Linked DNA regions of Homo sapiens: region 1 is linked to region 2. The links are chromatin loops, found by intact Hi-C in ENCODE. Cell type or tissue: PC-9. All regions are shown on one strand. Each heading gives the region's core, and the rest is flanking DNA. Links, peaks and the distances in the headings are about the cores only.

Region 1 (11,407 bases), core at 2,257-10,256, 49 kb before region 2:
CAAGGCTACAGTGGATCATGCCACTGTACTCCAGCCTGGGTGACAGAGCAAGACCCTGTCTCTAAATAAATAAATAAATAAAAACCTACAGCTTACATCATATGTAATAATGAAATCTTCAAAATTTCACCTTAACGTGGAGAACAAGGCAAGGACGCACAATTTTACCACTTTGATTCAACGCTCTACTGGACATCACTATCCACTGGGACAATAGGGCAAAAAAAGGAATAATAGGCCGGGTGCAGTGGCTCACGCCTGTAATCCCAGCATGTTGGGAGGCTGAGGCAGGTGGATCATGAGGTCAAGAGATCGAGACCATCCTGGCCAACATGGTGAAACCCCATCTCTACTAAAAATCTAAAAATTAGCTTGGTGTGGTGGCATGCATCTGTAGTCCCAGCTACCTGGGAGGCTGAGGCAGGAGAATCGCTTGAACCCATGAGGCGGAGGTTGCAGTGAGCCGAGATCATGCCACTGCACTCCAGCCTGGCAACAGAGCAAGACTGTCTCAAAAAAAGAAGTAATAGTCAGGCAAGGTGACTCATGCCTGTAATCCTAGCACTTTGGGAGGCCAAGGTGTATGAATTACTTGAGCTCAGGAATTTGAGACCAGCCTGGGCAACAGAGCAAGACTCTGCTCCCTGCACCCTCCAAAAAAAAAAAAAAAGAAAAAGAAAAGAAAAAAAATTAGCTGGGTGTGGTGGCTCATGCTTGTAGTCCCAGCTACTTGGAAGGCTGAGGTGGGAGGATGACTTGAGCCCAGGAGGTCGAGGGTGCAGTGAGTTGGAATCAAGCCACTGCACTCCAGCCTGGGTGACAGAGCCAAACCCTGTTTAAAAAACAAAACAAAACAGAAATAATAGGCATAAAGATTGGAAAGAAAGAATTAAAACTGTCTAGAACTAATAAGTGAATTTACAGGGTCTCAGGATACAAGGCCAATATAAAAGTATCAGTCGTATTTCTATACACTAGCAACAAGCAATTGGAAAATTAAATTTTAAAAAGCACCACTTTACAAAAGGTCAGACTGAGGGAATACTCTGGGGTGTTGGAATCATGTTTATGGTGGTGGTTATGCATGATCTGAAAATGAAATTAGGAAAACTATTTTACTAGCATCAGAAAGAATAGCATCCTTAGGAATAAATTTAACAAAGGAGGCAAAAGACTTGTACACTGAATACTGCAAAACATTGCTGAAAGAAATTAAAGAAAATCTAAATAAATGGAAAGACAGTCCATGTTTATGGCTTGGAAGACTTAATATTGTTAATATGATAGTACTACCCAAAGCGATCTACAGATTCAGTGCAATTCCTATCAAAATCCCAATGATATTTTTTACAAAAATAGAAAAACCCATCCGAAAATTCAAATGGAATCTTAAGGTAACCCATATAACCAAAATGATCTTGAAAAGAACAAAGTTGGAGGATTCACACTTCCTGATTTCAAAACTTACTAAAAATCGACATTAATCAAACAGTGTGGTACTGGCATGGGAACAGATGTATAGACCAATGGAATAGAATTGGGAGCCCAGAAATAAACCCTCACATGTATGGACAATTGATTTCTGACAAGGATGCCAAATCATTTAATGGGGAAATGACAGTTCCTACAACAAATGGTGCCAGAAAAATGGAATATTTACATGCAAAGGAATGAAGTTAGACCCTTATCCTACACTACATACAAAAATTAACTCAAAATGCATCAAAGACCTAAACATATGAGCTAAAACTGTATAACTCTTACAAGAAAGCAGCAAAAATATATTTGTGACATTGGATTTGGCAATGACTTATTGGATATGACACCAAAAGCACAGGCAACAAAATAAAAAATTGATAAACTGGACTTCGAAAAAATTTTTGAAGTTTGGTGCACCAAAAGACACTATCCAAAAAATGAAAAGACAACATTCAAAATGGGAAAAATATTTTCAAATCATATATTTAATAAGGATCTAGTATTCAGAATATCTAAAGAACTTTACAATTCAACAACAAAAAGACAACCCAATTTTAAAATGGCCAAAGAACTTGAACAGATATTTCTCCAACAAAGATATACAAATAGCCAATAAGCACATGAAAAATGCTCAACATCATTACTCATTAGAGAAATTCAGTCAAGCCACAATGAGATGCTACTTTACACCCACCAGAATGGCCATAATGAAAACAAAACCAAAATTAACAAGTGTTGGTGAGCATCTGGAAAAATTGGAACCCTCATCCATTGCTAGTGGGAATGTCAATTGATGCAGCCTCTGTGGAAAACAGTTTGGTGGTTCCTGTAAAAGTTAAACACAGAATTATAATATGACTCAGCAATTTCACTCCTAGATATATACTCAAAAGAACTGAAAACAAATATTCAAACAAACACTTGTACATGAGTGTTTATAGCAGCACTATTTATAATAGCCAAAAGGAGGGAGAAACTCAAGTGTCATTGATGGACAATGGATAAACAAAATATGGTTTACCCACACAATGGAATATTATTCAACCATAAAAAGGAATGAAATTCTGATATATGCCATAATGAAGATAAACTTTGAAAACATTATTCTAAGTGAAAGAAGCCAGACACAAAAGGTGACATATTATATCATTCTATTTATATGATTCTCCTTATACAAAATAAATAGAATAGCTCAGTCCACAGAGACAGAAAACAGATTAGTGGTTGGCAGGGGCTAGAGGGAGGGGGAAATGACTACTAATAGACTGGGGGCTTCTTTGAGGGGATTATAGAAATGTTCTAAAAATCAGATAGTCGTGACAGTTGCACAACCTTGTGAATATATTAAAAACCACTGGGTTGGACACTTTAAAAGGCTTTTTAATATATGTAATTTATATCCCAGTTTTTCAAAAAAAAAAGAGAATCTATCATAGAAATATATATCACAAAAGTGAATACTACCGCTTGTAAATAAATTTTTTAAAGACCATTTATAATAGCAACCAAAAACCATAAAATATTTAGGAATAAATTTGATAAAATATGCGCAAGGCTTCTATACTGGAAACTATAAAACATTACTGAGAGAAATTAAAGAAGATCTAAATAAATGGAAGGATGAGTCAAGTTTATGTTTCAGAAAACTCAATATTAAGATACTCATTCTTTTCCAATTGATCTATAGGTTCAATGCAATTCCAATCAAAATTGTAGTAGGCCTTTTTAATATATATATAAACTTTTTTATAGAAACTAATAGTCTGATTTTACCATATGTTGTGCTGTTTAAGTAGCCAACAGGAAGCCACTTCAGGCTCTGGGAAATCTTTGTTTTATGGAAATGAGCAGCATTAGAACCTTCAGCTAGGAGTGGATGAGTTGGATTTTGCTTAACTCGGGGATCCTTTGATTCACTAGTTACTACTCAAGGGAAAATGAGGAAACAGCCCAGAGAAATGAATACTATCAGATCATTCTCTAAGTGTGGGCCATACTCAGAAATGAGTTTGGAGATGTTGAAGTCACTCAGTAGCTCTATGGCTTCTTTGATTGGCTGATTGTTTTGTGAGACTTCTAAACCTTGTTTCCTCTTGAAATGCCAAATCCATTGCTAACTAAATGAGACAACCCGTAAGGAGGACTTGACAAAGCATACAGGACACTCAGTAAAAGCTGAGCTGCACCCTTCCTGGACCTGGCCTTTTTGGGTCAGGTTTTCTGTGTTGACTCATACACAGATGAAGGTCGTGCTCTGGACAAGGAAGAACATAAAACCAGAAAAAAAGCTGGCAAAGAGTAAAACACAGGGGATGGGGACCAGGACCGAGATAGGAAGAAGCCCAAGAGACAGATGAGCTGCAGACATGACAGGGAAAACAAAACAATGAGATGCTAAGATTGCAGAGTTGGGCAGGTCTGCATGACAGGGTTCATGGAGTATATTTCAGTTTTTCAAAGACCGTTGCCAGGACTTTTTTTCCATTTATTTCTTTATGGCTGGGTGCAGCGGTGACTCATGCCTGTAGTCCCAGCACTTTGGGAGGCGGAGGCAGGCCGATCACTTGAGCCCAGGAGTTCGAGGCATGCCTGGGCAACATGGCAAAACCCTGTCTCTACGAAAAAATATAAACATTATCCAGGTGTGGTGGTGCGTGCCTGTAGTCCAGCTATAGGGAGGCTGAGGTGAGAGGATTGCTTGAGCCTGGAAGAGGGAGGTTGCAGTGAGCCAAGATGGCACCACTGCACTCCAGCCTGGGTGATGGAGTGAGACCCTGTCTCAAAAAAAAAAAAAAAAAAAAAGAGAAAGTATTTTATAATTTGAATGGTATTACAATGTGTTATGTACCACAAATATGCAAATCAAGACACTAATGTTATATTTTGAGATATCTGTACTCAGAACAAGAGAAGCTTCTTCCCAAATTTCCCTTTGAGAGCATCTCTCCCCTTCTCAAATCGTCCCTCTCCCCATAAAACAATGGCAGCTCAAGAAACATTTGATGGATGAAAATCAGACACATATTGATAACCTCACCAACTACTGCAGGAAAGAATGGGCTAGGCTTTGCATATGCACGATGAGGTATGGAATCTACTTGTTTGGTTTTATTGCACCTAGCTATCACCGGAAAGCACTGCTTCTTTATCACAATTCCTACAGGGTAGAATGTGGTGGAGTAACTGGGCATTCTGAGTCATTTCCAAAAACTCTTTAAAGGGGTGTTCTGCAAATAATACTATTTCTTAAGGTAGGAGCAACTTTCACAATCTGTTCAAGTCCTAACAAGTAATATATTACATTTTGAATCAGAATAAGTCAAACCAGAATTTTTAAAGTACATATTAATAATAGTTCTTGTGGATTGTGTAATAGTTAAAATAGCAGTTAAAAAAAAAAGAAAGAAAGAAAGTGGATTTCCCACTTAGTAACTAGTTGATACTTTATCGTAACTAAAGTTTGAAAGGCAGCATTTGGGATTCATGAGTAAGATTTTCTTCCATGACACCTGACCAAGCAATTGCTGCTCCATTCTTTCCTGCAGTAACCTTTATTATGATTTTAAAATAAACTTTGAAATTTAAAACAGTTTCAGATTTACAGAAAAGTTACAAAGATACTACACAGTTCTACAGCTCCAACGCCAAGTTTCCCCTATTATTCACATCATAACACTAGTGTGACACATTTGTTAGAATTAACGAACCAATAGTGATATGTTGTTATTAACTGAAGTCTATAGTTTATTCAGATTTCCTTATGTTTTGCTTCGTGTCCTTTTTCTGTTCCATGGTCCCTTCTAGGACACCAGATTTCACTTAGTTGTCATGTCTGCTTAAGCTTCTCTTGGTCGTGACGGCTTTTCAGACTTTATTTTTGATGGCCTTGTCAGTTTTGAAGACTACTGGTCAGGTACTTTTTAGAATGTCCTTCAGTTGGGATTTGTCTGATGTTTTTCTCATAATTAGGCTATTGGGTGTTGGGAAGGAGACCACAGAGGTGAAATGCCATTCTCATCACATCCTATCAAGGGTACACGGTGTCAACATGACATCACTGTGGGCATTAATAGGATGATTTTTTTTTTTTTTTTACCTTACCAGGGAAGCATGGAGCTCCCTGAAGGATGAGCCAGACCTCAGTTTCCAGGCATATGTGGGAGAGGCTGTGGGGAAAGGGGCTTGAGCTTCAGATTCAGTCATGGAAAAGGGAGAGAAACCCGACCAGGCAGAGATCATATGCCTGCTGGGAAGCCACAGTGATTTACACTGCTGAGTGGAGAATTGCTGAGTAAATATTGCTTCCAAGGAGGGAGGATGTGCCCTGCTGCCTGCTCCCACCCAGTGCCTGGTAAGTGGATGCCCAAAAAAGCTTTTATCTATGCTGCAAGGAAGCCCAGGAATCCTGTGGGTGGTGGCAGTGGTGGTGGTTCAGGTGGGAGTAATTTATGAATATAAGTATTTGCTTAGGAGGCAGAGGTTATGTTTAAAATGTGAGCCTGTTTAAGGGAGCAACCTAAGTAAATGAAGGCAAAAGCATTACATAGATATGGCCCAAACCAGGCTGGTAGGAGAAATGTGCCCGAGGCTTGACTCCATGGGTTAGGAGCCAAAGGGGATGGATGTACCCCAGGCTAGCCTGGAAAGGGATTAATTCATGGGCTGCAGGGCCCCAGAAGGCAGGAGCCAGGTGGGGTAGTAATAAAACTGTCTGTGCAGCCCAGTGGATGTTGGCCATGCCTCCTCCCCAAACCCACTGTGGATTGGTGACAGAGGGATGGCATTTCCAGTCTTCTTCTTGCTCACCCTCAAGGACTCTGTGCAGTATGCAGGCCAGGATTCTCTCAGGCTGTGGGTTTCCACATGTGCTTCTGCATGGAAAGTCCCCTGGCTGCTGCAGGATGTCCTTTGCAGAGCCCCATCCTGTCCTCCTTATCGCAGCTGCAGGCAGCCTGAGCCACATTCCTCCTGCCTGAGTCACTGTTCCAGGCCACAGGCCACCTTGCCTCCAGCTTGGCCTATGGACCAGGCCACTGTCCATTCCATCATTTGCCAGACACTGTGGAGTGTCCCTGCCCTTAAGGTCTTACCCTGGTGACCATGCAAGGCAACAACTGTGGAGCTGGGGGACTGCCAGGGTTCCATGGAGGAAGGCAGAGGGCAGAGGAGGGGACGGGGGAGCCTCCTGGAGGAGGCGACTGCTGAGTTAAGTGCTGGGGAAAAGGGAGTGTTCCAGGTAAAAGGGGATAGGGGATGAGATTGCCACATTGTGGGAAATGAAATGTTGTGTTGAATGAAACTCATTTAAGGAGACGCTAAGCCAGAAATGTTAATGGGATTAAAAAGGACTCTTCTATACCTAGGATGGAGTTCTGAGGATGGTGATGCTAGGATACAAAGTCTTGATCCCTTTGTTAGGCTCTTCTCTTCAAAAAGTGGTGGGGGGCCGGATGTAGTGGCTCACACCTGTAATCCCAACACTTTGGGAGGCCAAGGCAGGAGGATCACCTGAGGTCCGGAGTTTGAGACTAGCCTGGCCAACATGGGGAAACCTTGTCTCTAATAAAAAATACAAAAATTAGCCAGACATGGTGGCACACACCTGTAATCTCAGCCACTTGGGAGGCTGAAACAGGAGAATCACTTGAACCAAAGAGGCGGAGGTTGTAGTGAGCTGAGATCGCACCACCGTACTCCAGCCTAGGCAACAGAATGCGACTTGATCTCAAAAAAAAAGAAAAAGAAAAAAAGAAAAGGCAGTGGGGTTAGGTGGTTGGGGATCCCAGGGAAGGAAAGCGAGGGCACATCCTCCTAGACACCTCTCCTCTTCCCAGTAGCTTCAAGACAAGCTTGGACTATGTTCCTGTGCTGCTTGGGCTGATGGCCCAAAATTGCTGAGCCTCAGCTTCCCCCAGGGTTAAACTGGAAGCAATAGTGCCTGCCACAGAGGATACTGAGGAAGTCCTGAGGGAACAGTGCAGGGCCCAGCGCAAATGGCCAGTAAGTGGTGTTTGTGACTAATGACAAAATGGGATCAGGCCTCTCCCTAAGGAGGGACCTGCACAGCAAGAGGCTCAGGGCAGCTAGGGTAGGGGAAGACGCCAACATTGCCTGTCCTAGGGCTCTCCCTCTGGTCTTCCCTGTCCCTGCTTACTCTGAGTAAAAAGACAGTCCAGGCATAGTGGCTCATGGCTGTAAGCCTAGCATTTTGAGAGGTCAAGGCAGGAGGATTGCTTGAGGCCAGGGTTCCAGGTTGCAGTGAGCTATGTTTGCGTCACTGCATTCCAGCCTGGACAACAAAGCAAGACCCTGTCCCTACAAAACAATAATAATAACTTTAAAATTAGCCAAGTGTATCTATCTATACCTCCTTGGGAGGCTGAGACAGGAGGAACCCTTGAGTCTAGGAGTTCCAGGTTGCAGTGAGTTATGATTGCACCACTGCAGTCCAGCCTAGGTGAGAGAGCAAGACTCTGTCTACAAAAAAAAAAAAAAAAAAGAAAAAACAAAAAAGAAGAAAGAAAACAAAGAAAAAGACAAAACACAAACTAGAATTTCTGGAATAATGTGGGTCACAGAATCTTTAGAAATGGGGGATACCTCACCACCCATTGCTCCCAGCCCTCTCTACCCACTCACAATTTCAAGACAATTTCAGTTCCTTCCCATTCAATGACTCATAAGAAAACAAAACAATAGTTTAAATAAATACTACATCTGGCAAAGCCATTCAGCATTTTAGCCTTATTGTTGGTTTCCACTCAAATATTTATGAAGCATATAAGATGTGCAATGCTCACTGCTAGGTGTGGTAATGCCAGTGAAGGGTAGTTTAAATTAAATGTGTACACTCACCCTTCTGCTTTAAACAAAGTGTCTTGGCCAGGCTTCTTCAGGAAAACAGAGCCAATAGGCTGTGTGTATATATAGAGAGAGAGGTTTACTTTAAAGAATTGGCTCATAAGATTGTCGGGGCTGGCAAGTCTGAAAACTGCAGGGCAGATGGGCAGGCTGGAGACCCAGGGAAGATGTGAGTCTGAGGAGGGCCTAGAGGCTTCTTTCCTCTCTTTGGGGACCTCAGTTTTTTTTCCTCGAAGGCCTTCAGCTAGCTGGATAAAGCTCACACATATTATGAAGGGTACTCTGCTTTACTCCAAGTCTATTGGTTTAAATGTTAATCTTATCTAAAAAGTACCCTCACAGAAAAATCCAGACAACATATGACAAAGTATCAGAGTACTGTGGCCTAGCCCAGTTCACACATGAAATTAACCATCACAGAACGTGACATGGGGTGATGTGCTTCTCATGAGTGTCCCAGGCAGTGTTCCTCTGCTTCTCCTTGCCCTCCGCAGGTAGCTCCAAGCCAACCTTCTCCTGCCAGAGGACACAGGGGCTGAGAAGGAGTGCTGGGCGTGGATGCAGGGGCCTGGCTCACAGCCTTCCCTTGCCTCTAGTTTCTCTCTTGAACCTCAGGTTCCTTAGGTGTAGAGCGAGCCCGCCGCTACACTTGCCTCAATATTGTTGTGGGCATTAGATGGAAACAACGTGTGTGGGGTGCACGGTGTGCCGTCAAGTGCAGTGGCTGTGCTATCAGGAGGGCTAGAGGCTCTGACACAGAGCAGGGCAGAGCGACCCTGGATCCTGATGGGTGGCGGTGGGCTTGCCTTATGGACGGAGGCAGCAGAGGACAGATGGTCCAACCTCAAGGAATTTTCCTGAGTTCACAGGAAAGTGTTAGCAATCCTCCCAGCCCAGGGCTCCTAAATTGAGTCTCTCTCACTCTTTGTAAATTATATTGTACTCTTTCCAAAAATTCTAAGACATTCAAGTTCTCCTTCTTCATCCTCCCACCCCAAATCCACTCCTTTTTCCAAAGGAGACAATCATTAACTCCTTAACATAAATCATTTCACATCCTCTCTTACTGATTTTTTTAAACTACAAAAAGGTGGTTGTCTATATTTGTGATTTTATTGTTGTTCACTTACCAACGTATTGTATGTATTTTTCAATGTCTAAATCTGACTTCTTGTATAGTAGTAGGCTTTTTTAACTTTCTACTCACTTAAAATAGAGAAGAAAGATAAAGAAGAAAAATAAACAAAAGACTTCTACAAATAAAATATAAACCTCGTTGTAGGCCAATGAAATCAGTTTTCTGGGAAAGCATCCACATTGCTCAGTCCCTTTTTCTCTGAGAAGGGCCCTGGCCCAGGTGATGCTACCAGGAGGCCTTGCCTGTGCTCTCCAAGAACTTACGTGCACCCAGAAGTCCCCACTTATAGGTTCCATTCCTAGAGTGTCCTCCTTTGTGTTTCTCTTTGGCTGCTGTAGCCATGTTTGCCTCTGAGGCAGAGCCAAATGCTGTGGGCTCTGTGCCACTCCATAAGCAAACAAATGGCAGCACTGAATTTCAAAGAAAATTCCTTAGGTTACTGTTTTCCTTCCTTCCTTCCTTCCTTCCTCCCTTCCTTCCTTCCTTCTTTCCCTTTCTTTCTTTTCTTTCTTTTTTCTTTCTCTTCCTTTTTCTTTTTCTTTCTTTCCTTTCTCTCTCTCTCTTCTCTTTCTTTCTTTCTCTTTCGCTCTTGTTGCCCAGGCCTAGTGCAATGGTGCAGTCTCGGCTCACTGCAACCTCCACCTCCCAGGTTCAAGTGATTCTTCTGCCTCAGCCTCCCGAGTAGCTGGGATTACAGGCATGCACCACCACGCCCAGCTGATTTTTTGTATTTTTAGCAGAGATGGGGTTTCTCCACATTGGCCAGGCTGGTCTTGAGCTCCTGACCTCAGGTGATCCATCCGCCTCGGCTTCCCAAAGTGCTGGGATTACAGGCATGAGCCACTACGCCTGGCCAGGTTACTGTTTTTCTACAAAACCTTCCAAACAGCCAAGCAAGGAGTTCGGGGGGAGTTGTACAAATGCGTACTTTGAGGAAGCTCATTTTTGAGGTCTAATGTTGTCTGTAATAATTTTCCGTTGCGAAGAGCAGAAATTCTCTTCTTTATCTCTAGTGAGCAATTTCCTTTCCAGATGTTATTAGGGGAGATATCAGTCACCAAGGCCTTGGCTGGCTCCCTGATAAAAGCCCTTGCAGTATTCCACACTGCAGAACCCCAGGCTATGCCCTCCTGGATTCATACTAGAAAGATCCAAGGCTCCAAGCCACCAGGGCTGATGGATGTGACTCATCTTCCTGACCCCAGGGGAGGCGAGTGGTGTGTTTGGTGCACACTGTGCACCTGTCAGTAGTCAGCATCCTGTAGGCCAGGAAAACACTGACTCTTCTCAGGAAAGGCTTTGACGGCAGTTGGAACAGAAGTACAAGTAGACAGAGGCCACTGAGTTATGGAAGAAAACCAGGCTGGATCCAGTTCTGTGGATCCAGGAAGAAGGATCCCTCCTTTTCCTGCTCAAGCTGGTCATCAAAACAAGTAAACAACTAGCCCCCCTTTTTTGTTTTTTTAGGGTTTTAAGGTTTGCTATTACATAGGAAACATGGTAGTATACATGGTGAATACCAAAGAAGGCATAAAACATTAGTGATTTTTAAGAGGTCCAGTGGGTGGTTTCTACTGGCTCTTTCTGTCCCTCATTATTCTAGAGGAGTTCCTCCATTAAAGTCCTCTGCTATTCACCCCACAAATCCCTCAACCCCTCTCTCTCCCCCGGCCTCAATCACAGATCATTGCTTCTTTAGCTAGTTATTTACTCCTTCCCTTGTCTCATAAAAAAGTTGAGCAAGCTTATTAGAATAAGAGAATAAAGGACGAAAAGAAATGGTCAAAATAAGCAATGAAGAAGGCAAGGAAAATAGTTGATAGAGCCAGCAATAAGATGAGCACATGGAAACATCTATCATATGATGTTATTCAGTTACTACAAGCGGGCATGAGCCAAGAGTCCTAGGAGCCAAGGAAATGAGAAATA
Region 2 (11,407 bases), core at 1,063-9,062:
ACACAGTTTCTTCTTTGTCGCTGTTTTCAGAGTATTGCAGTCCCTCGGTGGCAATCTGCTATGTGCCTCATTGTAAACAATCAGTATTAATAGAGAGAGCAGAAGAGAGCTCGGGCCCAGTGGATGCTGGGGACAGGCCTTTGCTCACTTCATTGCCTGCTATTTCTTGCCTGACAGCCGCATGGAAATATTTAAAAGCTGGAAAGAGTAATTGAAAATAGGCCTGACTGTGACATTTCCAGGGTTCAGGGCAAGAGTACAAATGGAGGCCTACCTACCATATGCCTTGATATTTAAGTGTACAAAGCAAGCTAATAACATGTAAAATAAAATATGTTCTACCCTTCTATCTTGGCAAATGTATCTTTATAACCCAGAAGGCCAGAGTTGAATTTAGAATGCTCAGATTTCTTGGAGTTCTGCTCAGAATGTGGTAGGGTGGGAAGAGCTGTTCCAGCCCTGAGCCCCCCTTTTCCCCCCTACTCCTCAGGGCATCTGGAGGAAACATGTGTGTACACCTGTGGAAACCTCTTGACTACCCCCTCAAGCCTTTGGGGATATACATCAAGTGCAAGGACAAGGTCCACAGGGGCCCTCCCAGGGGGCACAGGGCCGTTTGAGCATGAGGTTCTGGGGTCCCAAGCACCAGAGCATGTTCTAAAAGGAGGGAGCCATGGACTTGGGTTGACACATTTCCCTGTGTCCCTATTCACTCTGCTCAGTGTGGAAAGGCAGAGCCAGAAAGAGGGGCTTCTTGCCCAGGCTGTGCGTCACAGGCCTGTGCTCAGAGTGTTAAGTAGGAAGACACCAGATGAGGAGCAGAAGCCAGGTGCATGGAGCTCCAGCCTCCTTTAAACTGGAGTGGGAGAGGGGAAGGCAGGTCCAGGAGGAGATCCAGTTGAGATGGCAGAAAGTTGATGTGATTTCCATCTCTAAGCCTGGGTTTTCTCAGTAACAGGAGAGGTAACAGGTAGCAACCCCTGCAAGGTGGAGGGAGAGTGGTAGAGGCTTAGGAAGGGTCGTAGGAAGATTTGGAAAAGCCACACTTTAAAGGTACCATTAGAGAGAGAGCTGAGAAGGGACCTGTGAGAAACCTCCTGGCAGTGCCGAGTGGCACATCTGCTTGGGCAGGTTGGGCACAGCTGAAGTCCAGAAGCACCCTTTATTGTGGTTACTGTGTGTATGTATGGCAACCCTCGAGTTGGGCACTGCACATCTTACACAGTAGGAAGACATACTTGGTGCATCCAAACTCATGCAATCTACTCTCTGAATTTTGACCTCAACAGATAATACTGCTTTGCAAAGTCTGAAGGAGAGAAAATAGTTTTAAGGGCCATTTTGCTTACTGGAATTACTTCTTAAATCCATGCCTGTTAAGTAAACACCAATTTAACATTACAAATATGGCCCAGAAAGGCTGACACAGGACTTTCCAAATAGTGGGGTGCTTGCCTTCCATTGTGAAAGGCAGGATTCTGCTCCCAGGATGGTATTTTTCTGTCTTTTGTTGCCCACCTCTGTGAATCCCCTTCTGGGCACTGGTCGTCCCTTTCTCTCTTACCAGAGGTCCCACCCATTATTTAAAATGAATTATTGTTTTAACACTTACTGTTTGTGCATACCATAGAGAAAGAAAACAATTATAATTACTATAATTCTCCCATCTCTGATATTTTTTTCCCTGTTTTCTCTCTCATAACCTCAAATTTGCTAATCCCCAGGCTGTGACAACACCTGCCTTCTTAAATTGTCAGCCTGCTTTGATTATTTTCCCCAGCATCATGGTTCCTAACCCCCACTGCTGTGTTGCTTGTTTTGGTTGTTTTTATTCACATGTGACACCTTGTTTCTGTCAGCTGTACATTAAGATAGTATCAGAGAAGATCAATCCACAAGCTTTGGGCACATTCACTAATGGAATAAAACAGAGACAATATGGAAGCTTAGAGATGTTCATTGTCTAAGTTCACCAAGAAATCCCCAAAGACTGAGAAATTGAGGCCTCCTCCAGGTATCCCATATGTACCCCTCTCTAGACATTGCTGCTGTTGCTGCTCCAAAGTAGGTGAGCTAACCAGTCCAGCTCCCAGGTGTGACCCAGCCCTGGGAACAGGGGCAGGGCGAGAAGAGGGTATGGCCAAGGGAGGGAGACCCATTCTGGGCAAAGGACCTGTGACAGGCAGGGCTGTCAGCGGTCTTCTTCCTTGGCATGGCACTGGACAGAACCCAAAGGATAGTGGGACAGTCCCCATCCCTCACTTTGTCGAAAGACGATGGCCATTGTTTGGAAGAACAAGAGAGGAAATGTGCTCACAGTTTTTTAGAGAATCTTCATTCTATAGAGAAAGACTCAAACTACTTAGGATGCCCTATGACCTATCTGTTTATCTCGCCTTTCATCTCTCACATTTGGGCTCCCAAATGTTGACTGGGTTCTGACCCAGTCCAGCCACCCTGCCCTCCATCCCAGTTCTCTCAGGGATCTTGGGGTCCCAGCCTGGCTCAGCGTCTGCCCTGCCTCTTTCGATCTCAATCCCTGGACTTGTGTGTAAAGTGGCTTCTAGCCCCTTTCCTTATCCCATGTTCACTTTTGCAATTCCCTGACGCTGTTGTGAAGCACTTTCCGAAGAGTTCTAGTTCATTCTCCATCTACTTGCACTGAGGATTTGAACTTTTTGTAAGGATTGGGGATTGTCAGTGTGAACTGAACATCAGTTTTTGTGCTCTGCTATAATGCAAGGAACCTCTCATGAGCAGGTCGATAAGGCATTTCTCCCTATGCTAAATGGCCCTGCACTAGTATGCAGTTTGAGTTTTTGCCTTCTGATTTCATTTCTGCCATTAAAGGGCTGGCTTCAGACATCTCCCGTAGCACACCCATAAACATAATAGATTTTCTGTTTTTAATATGTTGTGGACTGAAGTGATCAACCACCACAGGTGTTAGAAATATGTCTAAAATAATCACAGAAACCCACGAGTGAGGCCTTGGTGGGGACAGGGTGGGTGTCCCAAGACCAGAGGCATGTGCTTCAGTGTGTGGACTTTTGAGAATTTAGTTTAGCTGATCTGATTAATGGCCTTTTTGGGTAATTTTTAACCTCTTTTTGGCTTCAGTTTCCTTATCTCTAAAATGAGCTAACCAATTTTGTTTATCTGAGTTGTCAGACATTTTTAAGTAAACATTTTTTTAAGGCATAACACATAAAAAATGTGCACAAATCATTTGTGGACAGCCACGTGAATTTTTACAAAGTAAACATACTTGGTAATCCAGCTTACGAAACAGAATGTTATCAGCACCTAAAAGCCCCTGCTTCATGCCCATTGCCAATCCCCAAGGTTACCACTTTCCTGGCTTCAACCACCAGAGATTAGTTCTGAGCTTTATAGAAATGTAATCAGTCGTGTACTGTATGTATTCTTGTGTGTCTGCCTTGGAGGAGATTCCTTTTGCAGCATGTAGCAGTACTTCATTGTCGTGGCTGTATGGTTTTCCACTGTGAGAACAAGCCACAGTGTAACTATTCATCTGCTGGACATTTAGGTTGTTTCCAGGGTCTTCTGGCTCTTTTGAATGAAGCTGCTTTGAACATTGTGCATACATATCTTTCAGCCTACATAGGTAAACTTCTGTTGGATTATATCAAGAATGAAATTGTTGGGTCACAGAGTATACTTTAATAGATACTTCCATTTGACAAGTGGTTGTACCAATTTACCTTCCCACCAGCAGCAAACGAGAGTTCCACTCATCTACACCAAGGATTTTTTCATTGCACTTGATACTACATAACTATATTTGCCAAACAAATGCCCCGAGCAAGCGGAGAGGCAGTGGGATATAGCAGAAATCACACTCAGGTAAAACCTCAAGTGAAGGATGCAATAGTTCTGGACGAGGAAGTTATTACTTGTAAAGCAGTGATGATCTATAAGACTACTTTCATCTATGAAAGTCTTGGCTTTTTTTGTGATTTTCATGAGAAGTGCTACCTTTGTCACATACTTTCTGGTGTCTCCCTGTGACAGGCCCAGGACAGCTCTGGGTGGACCCTAAACAACAGACATATACACATTTGCCATAGATGTACTGCTTCAAGTGCAGAGATTTAATTGGTGCAGGGACACTGACGACCTAAAGGGCTTTGGAAACAAGTGTGGGAAAGAACAAGAGAAATTTGCAAGAAGAGTTCTTGGTCCCAGAGTGGAGTCATTTTGTTCTGGAGAGTAAGGCTGAGCTGGCAGGATGGTCAGAGTGTGAAAGAGCTAGTGGCAGAGGCAGTGCTACAACCACCGTGGATGACACGCACCTACTCTTTCATGCCTGGCCAAGGCAGGTGGGATGCTGCTGCCTGTGCCTGCCTCCTCTCACAAAGCTCTCCTGCATGAAATTTGAGGTGGGCCACTGGGTGGGTGGGTGGAGCCTGTAGCCTGTGCTCAGGCCCTCACAGCAAGAGAGACTTGAAAAATTTCTATCTTACATTTTTGGCTTTTTAGAACGATGAAGTCTTCAAACCTAAAAATGGGTGCAAATATTGGACCGCTAGGGCTATGGCTACTGATGATACTAAGAGCTAAAGTGATTGCCAGTTGTTTACCCTTCCTGGAGTTTTAAAAAAATCACAACTAAAGAGCATCAGAACATTATTTTGTTCCTTATTGTTTTCTATAGTTAAAGCTCCCAGGATCCACACCTTCAACCCACCCCGCCCCCAAAGTACACAATTGTCACATGTCCAGAAGTGACACAACTTCTCAAAACCATGCAAAATATGCGGGAGGACTTGTCAAACCAAGAGGTGGCCAGAGCAAGCCACTATAGTTTCCCATTATCTGAAGTAGCCATCTGCAAGGCAAGGGCTTGTTCCTAGTCCCAGAACGTAATGGTTCATGATTCCTCAATTAAAGATTTGAATGCTTTCACTCTATCCTTCAAGCAAAGATCTCACCAGGTACTTATTCTGAGAGCAAAGGAAATCTCCTTCCTCCCACCCGTCCAGATGCCCAGCCACACACTAACAAATGCACACACATCACAAACACCGGTGTTGTCCTCCTTAGCCCTTGGCCCTCCTGGCCATTCCCTGTGGGGCTGGCCCGATGAGCTGGCTTTTGTGTCACTGGGTGCTCTTCCTGAGGCCAGCTATGGGCAGATTATGAAACTGCCGCATCTGCCCTTTCTCTCCCCAGCCTCACCTCATGCCTATACGGTCCTTCCTCCTGTACCTCCTTCTGTCATGAGGGCTTTTCTTCCACTTCCCCTACCCCCTGCTATAGGGCAAGCAATGAATTAACTCAGTATGGGAGGAGGGGACTCCTTACAGAAGAATAAGACCAAAAATATCTTATATATAGGAGCCCCAGCACCTCTCCAAACTCCTGGAGAGCCACCGTAGGCACGGCTTTGACCCTGAGGCCTCTTAAAAGGCAGATGCTTCCCCCAGAAAGGTTGAGTGTTTAATCACCAATCCCTGGTGTCTCACTTTGAGTTATTTTGTCAGATCACTTTCCTCTGAGCCAGGAGAAGTCTTTAGGATGGAAAGAGCTTGTAAAAGTCAACAGAGAGAGAACAGAATAATAAGGAGGGTACCCCTGCTAAGAGAGCTGATCCAGGATCCTCTTGTCCCGTGCCCCTTCCTCTTGCTAACCAGCATGCCTCTGCCCCACCCGAGAGAAGGAGAGATGCAACCCAAGCTGGCTGCCTGCACAGCGTGCTCCAGGGTCCTGCTACAGCTTAGCAGGTATCAGTCCCCATCTTCAGCCTGACCCCCAGCCCCTCTTCGAGCACCTAGTCTAGACCTTGGTCTTCAAATCCCAAATCCTCAAACCTCCCTGTTACATTCCTAATGGATCCCATTGCTTCCCTGGTCACTCAATATGAATGTAGCAAATCCAAACGCTGGAATAGCGCTTTCCAGTTTGAAAGCACTTTGACACAATCTTACTCCATTTAAGCGTCACAACAAATCTGCCAGTGGGCTACTATTATGCTCACTCCATCACTTAGGAAACAGATTCCAAGAGATTAAAGGATGTTTTAAGGTCACACAGCTACATAGTGGTCCTGCTGGTTTGCATCAGCAATGTATCTGATGTCCCGTTGTGTGCTGGAGAACATCAGAGGCATTCCTGGCAGACCTCTCCCCTCTTCTCAGTGCCAGGCCTGAGCCAATCAAAGCCCTGCTGCTTCTTTCTTGCTCACTGCACTGGCCAGACTGTTCAGTACAATGCTGAATAGAAGCCATGAGCACAGACATCCCTATCTCCCTCCCAGTCTTAGAGGGAAAGCATTCATCTTTGACCCTTAAGTATGATGTTAGCTGCAGGTGTTCTGTAGATGTTCTTTATCAAGTGAGGAAGTTCCCTTTTATTTCTGAAAGTCTTAAATATGGAATGGAGGTTGGATTTCTTCAAATGCTTATTCTGCATCTAGTAAGGATATCATATACTTTTTCCTTTCATTCTGTTAATATGGCAAATTCGATTGGTTTTTGAATGTTAAACCAACCCTGAATTCCTGGGTTAAATCTCACTTTATTATAATGTATTACCCTTGTAGTAACATTGGATTTAATTTGCTACAAATTTGTCATGAGTTTTTGCTTTTGGTATTAGGGTAATGCTGTCCTCATAGGCTGAGTTGAAAAGTATTCCCTCCTCTTTGATTTTCTGGAAGACTTATAATATTATGTATTATTTCTTCCATAAGTGTTTGGTCGAATTTTCCAGTGCAGATATCTATGGCTGTTTTGAGGCTCTCTGGTTGTTATTTAAAAATAACCATAATAATCCAGGAAATGTCAACAACTGACAATTCCAATTGCTGTTGTCAGCATCAACATCCTTACCAACAGTATTTAGTGTCATTATTTTTAATCATCCCTGCTAGCTCACAAGAAGAATGAAGCTGGCATCTGAATAATGTTCTAGTGGTGGGCTGAGTTCATAAAGAGCCTCTGTCACATTTAACCCGAATCTTTCAGAAACCAGCAGATTCTGAGAATGAGTACTACTCCAGATGCCTTAGTGATGTTTTCAGCTCCCTCACTCGGGACCCTTGGCCAGGCAGGAGTCCTCAGCACAGCTGGTTCTCACCCCTTCCTCTGCCACTCATGGTCTCCACCCCTCAAACAACATATTCTCTCTTTTGCACTCTTCAGTTTTGCTCCATCCTTCCAGGCCCAGCTGGCATCCATCTAACTTCCCTGAGACTCTGTCAACACCTCACAGACCTTTCTCCAAATTCCTGTCACCCTGACAGCCAGAACTACGCCACTGAGCCTCTTGTTAAGCACTACCTTATGCTATTTTCTCATTGGTTCTTGAATGTTTTTCTAATTAGATTATAAACTGCTTTTCTCATATTGCCTCAGAGCACCTGATATGTGGTTGACTGCTTTAAGAGCAGCATTATAGCACATTGCATAGGAATTCCCGATGCAATTTCCTGATGCCTGCTTATTCTGCAGCAGCTCCACTGGAAAGCAAATACCAGGGAGGATGTCTTTTTATTTACGACTTTCTCTTCTAAGTGATTGCCCATGTTATATGTCAGGTCTGTGTATCTCTTAAACATTACTTGGCTTTCTTAATGGCAAAATGACTGACCTGATTTTTCAATGAAAAATCTAAAAGCATATATGACAAAAGTCAGTGTCTCCTAATATCCAAAGCATTTTTACTTACATTTCATTATACTCTGCCATGAGGCAGAGAAAGCAAATATCATGTTCACATTTTATGAGGCTCATCTTTCCAGCCTTGTCACTGCCCATGCTTCCTCTGGGCCCAGGTTTGGACTCACTGCTGTCTTGACTGAGCCCTGACTACCTTCCATGCTCCAGGCCTCATGCTGTTCCCTTGGCCTGGAAATTCCGCAGGGTCCAATTCAGATATACCTCCAAGTGAATGTTATCTGCCCCCAGGCAGAATTACTCCTACTTGAATATAAATTGCAAAAAAAAAAAAAAACCCACACTTTGATTTGCTTTATCACATACTATTAAAAACATCTTTAGAACTCATTAATAAAATATGCCTTGATTTCAAGAATAAATATAGAGTTTGAAAGTCATTTTTTTTCTTTCTAAAATTTTACTGTAGACATGGGGTGTTGCTATGTTGCCCAGACTAGTCTCAAACTCCTGGCCTCAAGCAATCCTCCCACCTCAACCTCCCAAAGAAAAGTTATTTTTATTGTTGATGAGTTGGTCAGTATTGCAAAAGGCAGTGAGCATCTATTCTGATGGCCTAAACCCAAGCTATCAGCAGCTATTAAAATATACGTTTATCATCAAAATCCATGAAGTCTCTTCATCTCATCTCTCTGTTTTCCAGTTCCTTATGTTTCTGATTCTTATTATTTCATGTACATATCCTTGAACGTCTATTTGTGTGTGCTTGTGGGCCTGCCTTGGCTGAGGTCTCTGAGGTATTTGGTTTCTCTTCTCTTTCTCTCCTTTTCCTATTGCCTTCTTGATCTTTTTTTAGTGTTGTTGTGACCTGGACTGGCTCAGCATTGGGTCACACCAGGTCTTGGCAATCAGGAGTCAAAAAGGACGGTGAGTATTTTGGGCACAGAGAATGGGCAAGATGGAAACTCTCTCAGCCACAGAGCCCAGCCCTAATGAGGGTGTTGGGGAAGACATCACAGTTTCACTTCTTGCCCCAGAGAAAGCCAGCTCAACCATGTGCCTGCATGGTTATCCCCTTCTTACTGAGTCCCTGGAGGCCAACTCTTAGCCTAAGTCTGATTAGGCTAGTTGTGCTTAGATCTGCCTAGCATGAAACACAGGTTATTTTTTTGGTTTTCCTTTAGGAGTTATCCCTTATATTTTTCCTATCCTAGAGAGCTCATTCAATTCTCTATCCCAGATGTGCATATCTGAAATTGGTAAACACTCCTTCCCCCATCAAATGACGTTCTCCCCTGTTTTCTGCCCAAGAACTGTCCAGATGAAGAGACCAAGGGCTCTGTTGCCCTCTGGTGCCCAGGTAGGTTCAGCCAATGGGGAAACTCAGCAGGAAATAGGTGAGGGAGAGTAGGTTCAAGATATTTGGTCCCCTAGCTCCCTTGTGATCTCCTGACACCCAGCCCAAACCTTGCTAAACTGTTACTTCATTGAACTCTCCACAGATTTTCATAATTTGAGTGTGCCATTGATTTCCTGCTGATGGACTTTGAGGTGTTTAAATCATCCAGAAGCAATGCAGGTTGAAATGTTATACCACCTTAGGGTATAGACACTTGAAGTAATCTCACAACAAAGGAGAACAACCAACTCAAATGGGAGCCTTGGGGAGAAATCCTGTGATTTCACTCAAGGCAGCTGTATCTTATTAATAAATGTATCACTTATTTAATGTAAAACTCCCATAACGACCAAGCTCAATGTCCTATAACTACAACTCCCATATTGGAATTGCTTAAAGTCTTAAGATTGTAAGATTATTAGGAAAGGAGTAAATAATGTCAAAATTATTCTAAAACACACCTGAAATTTAGGATCATGAGCATTCTTAAATTCATTTCCTCCTCCTTCACAAAGAGTAGGGGAAGTCATGTTTTTGTGCCACTGGCATAAGCAACTCTACTATTATGATGGCTCAGCAGGCTGATTAAGTTTAGGTGAGGCCAAGGTTCAGCTGGAGAAACAAGTCTGCAAAATTGCCCAGGCATTCTATGTCCCGAGTATGTCCTATGTGCCAAGCCGTTTGCCCAAGATGTCACATGCACTGCCACATTCATCCTCAGGTCAGTTTTGTAGAGGGGCCCATAGTCCCCATGTTATGGAGGGGTCTTTTCTTCTCACTAGCTCCCACACCCCAGCTGTGCTATGGGCTCCCCAGTTCCATAACAGGCTACAAAGGCAAATAGACAGGCCTTTACTTCGAAGGAGATGCACAGGGGACACCACAAATAACTCACATAGGCCTTCCCACCATCACCTTGCCTGACCTGGGTCACCAAGTGTGAACCCAGGACTGCCCCATGACACTGGGGTGCTCATATCATGAGGTACCCCCCAGAGACCAGAATGTCCCATCTGGACAGTCTCACAGAGGGAAACTGGTCTCTGTCAAAATATGTATTCCTTTTACTCACCTCTCACAGGGTGACATCTGAGCAAATAGGAAGTTGGTTCTTATTGTCTGTCATTCACAAAGGCTTTGGGGTGGCTCTGGGACTCCTATGTCATAGATAATCATGGTAGTCTTATGGCAGCCTCTTGACAAGCTAAGCTTCCTGCCCCTCCCAGACCAGACATCCCACGCACCTTCCAGGATGTGGAAATGTTAACCTCTCCTCGAAGCAGGAATGCACCCTGCATAAACTTGAGCCAAGTTCAACCTGTCTGTTGGCTGCACGAGCCACTCCTGACTACTCAGTCATTTCCTCATAACTTGACCCTGTATTTTATAGCCCTGAATTTTAGGTGCTCCCCTTCACTCTACCCAGCGTTATGGCAGTTGTTCTTGTGTTCCCTTTATTGACTAGGAGCCAGACAGTTTCAGACAGTATCCCAAGGAAGGAGGAGCAAAGTTTGAGGTCCCAGCAGCCCCAGGGTTCCTTTGCCCCACTGGGTGAAAGCCTTTTGAGGCCTGCAATGCTTTCGGAACCCTCCCTTCTTGCCCTGGGTTCATGGCCCCACGCATGGGAGTGACTTCGTCATGCTTCTGGAATGGGCAGCCTGTCTCAGCCAGGGTTTCCAGCCCAGGTTCCCTGCTGTGCCTTACAGAATGCAGACAGCTCAGGCTCAGCCAGGCCCAGGCCCTCCAGGAGAGCCAAGAGCTGATCTCAGCTATCAGGGACACTTACTGCATAGTGAGAAGGAATCCATTTTCACAGCCCCCCTGGGAAATGTTGCTCCTGTCAGTGTGGCTCCAGTCTTGACCATTGGCCACAATGCCCACAGCCCCACCTCTGACTGCAATTTTGTGCTGTGGGACTAAGAAGCATTTAGCTCTCGGCTCCCCCTGCTTGTCCCAAGACTTGGCATCATATCTTACACAGGTGTACACACACACAGAATACACATACACACATACGCACAAAATACATGCACACCTCTATATACGTAGCACACATGCATGTATACACATGTACACAGTCACACATAAAAAAATCACACTCACTCTCCTACATCTACACATACATAACACAAATATATACATATACGTTTTTACACACATACATATTCATATACACACACAGCCACCTTTTCAAGTGGCTCTCTCTGTTGTCCAGGCAGAGACGCACCAGTTCTGATTCAAACCTCCCCATCCTCCATCTCCCTTTGATGGGGAGTTGGGGGTGCAGAGGACAGTGGCCACTGGACCAGTGTATCCACACCACATTGAGGTGCTATTAAATAAATAAGTTCCAGTTTAAGAAGCAGAA

Evidence for each region. A loop is a pair of places that touch in the nucleus more often than their neighbours do. Peaks named below come from ENCODE experiments on the same cell type or tissue, not always from the same donor. Only the 100,000 strongest peaks of a DNase experiment are listed, where the experiment ranks them.
Region 1: it touches region 2 in a loop (3-fold over the local background); 19 of 110 quality-filtered maps call a loop at or near these places.

What each region holds. Positions count from the first base shown.
Region 1 is chr18:35,452,664-35,464,070 of GRCh38, forward strand. All of the region lies in intron 1 of ZNF24TR (ZNF24 transcription regulator), which reads right to left. Among named protein-coding and RNA genes, the nearest start is that of ZNF24TR, 8.8 kb to the right of the region's middle. RefSeq lists enhancers at 5,340-6,167, 10,418-10,562 and a cis regulatory region at 10,481-10,498. In PC-9, for the core only: no CTCF peak of the experiment used is centred there; DNase peaks (open chromatin) are centred at 4,648, 6,438 and 8,258; H3K27ac peaks cover 6,335 bases.
Region 2 is chr18:35,503,046-35,514,452 of GRCh38, forward strand. No RefSeq gene overlaps it. Among named protein-coding and RNA genes, the nearest start is that of INO80C, 11 kb to the left of the region's middle. RefSeq lists a silencer at 611-805 and an enhancer at 5,809-6,391. In PC-9, for the core only: no CTCF peak of the experiment used is centred there; DNase peaks (open chromatin) are centred at 4,406 and 4,836; H3K4me3 peaks cover 1,678 bases; H3K27ac peaks cover 4,891 bases.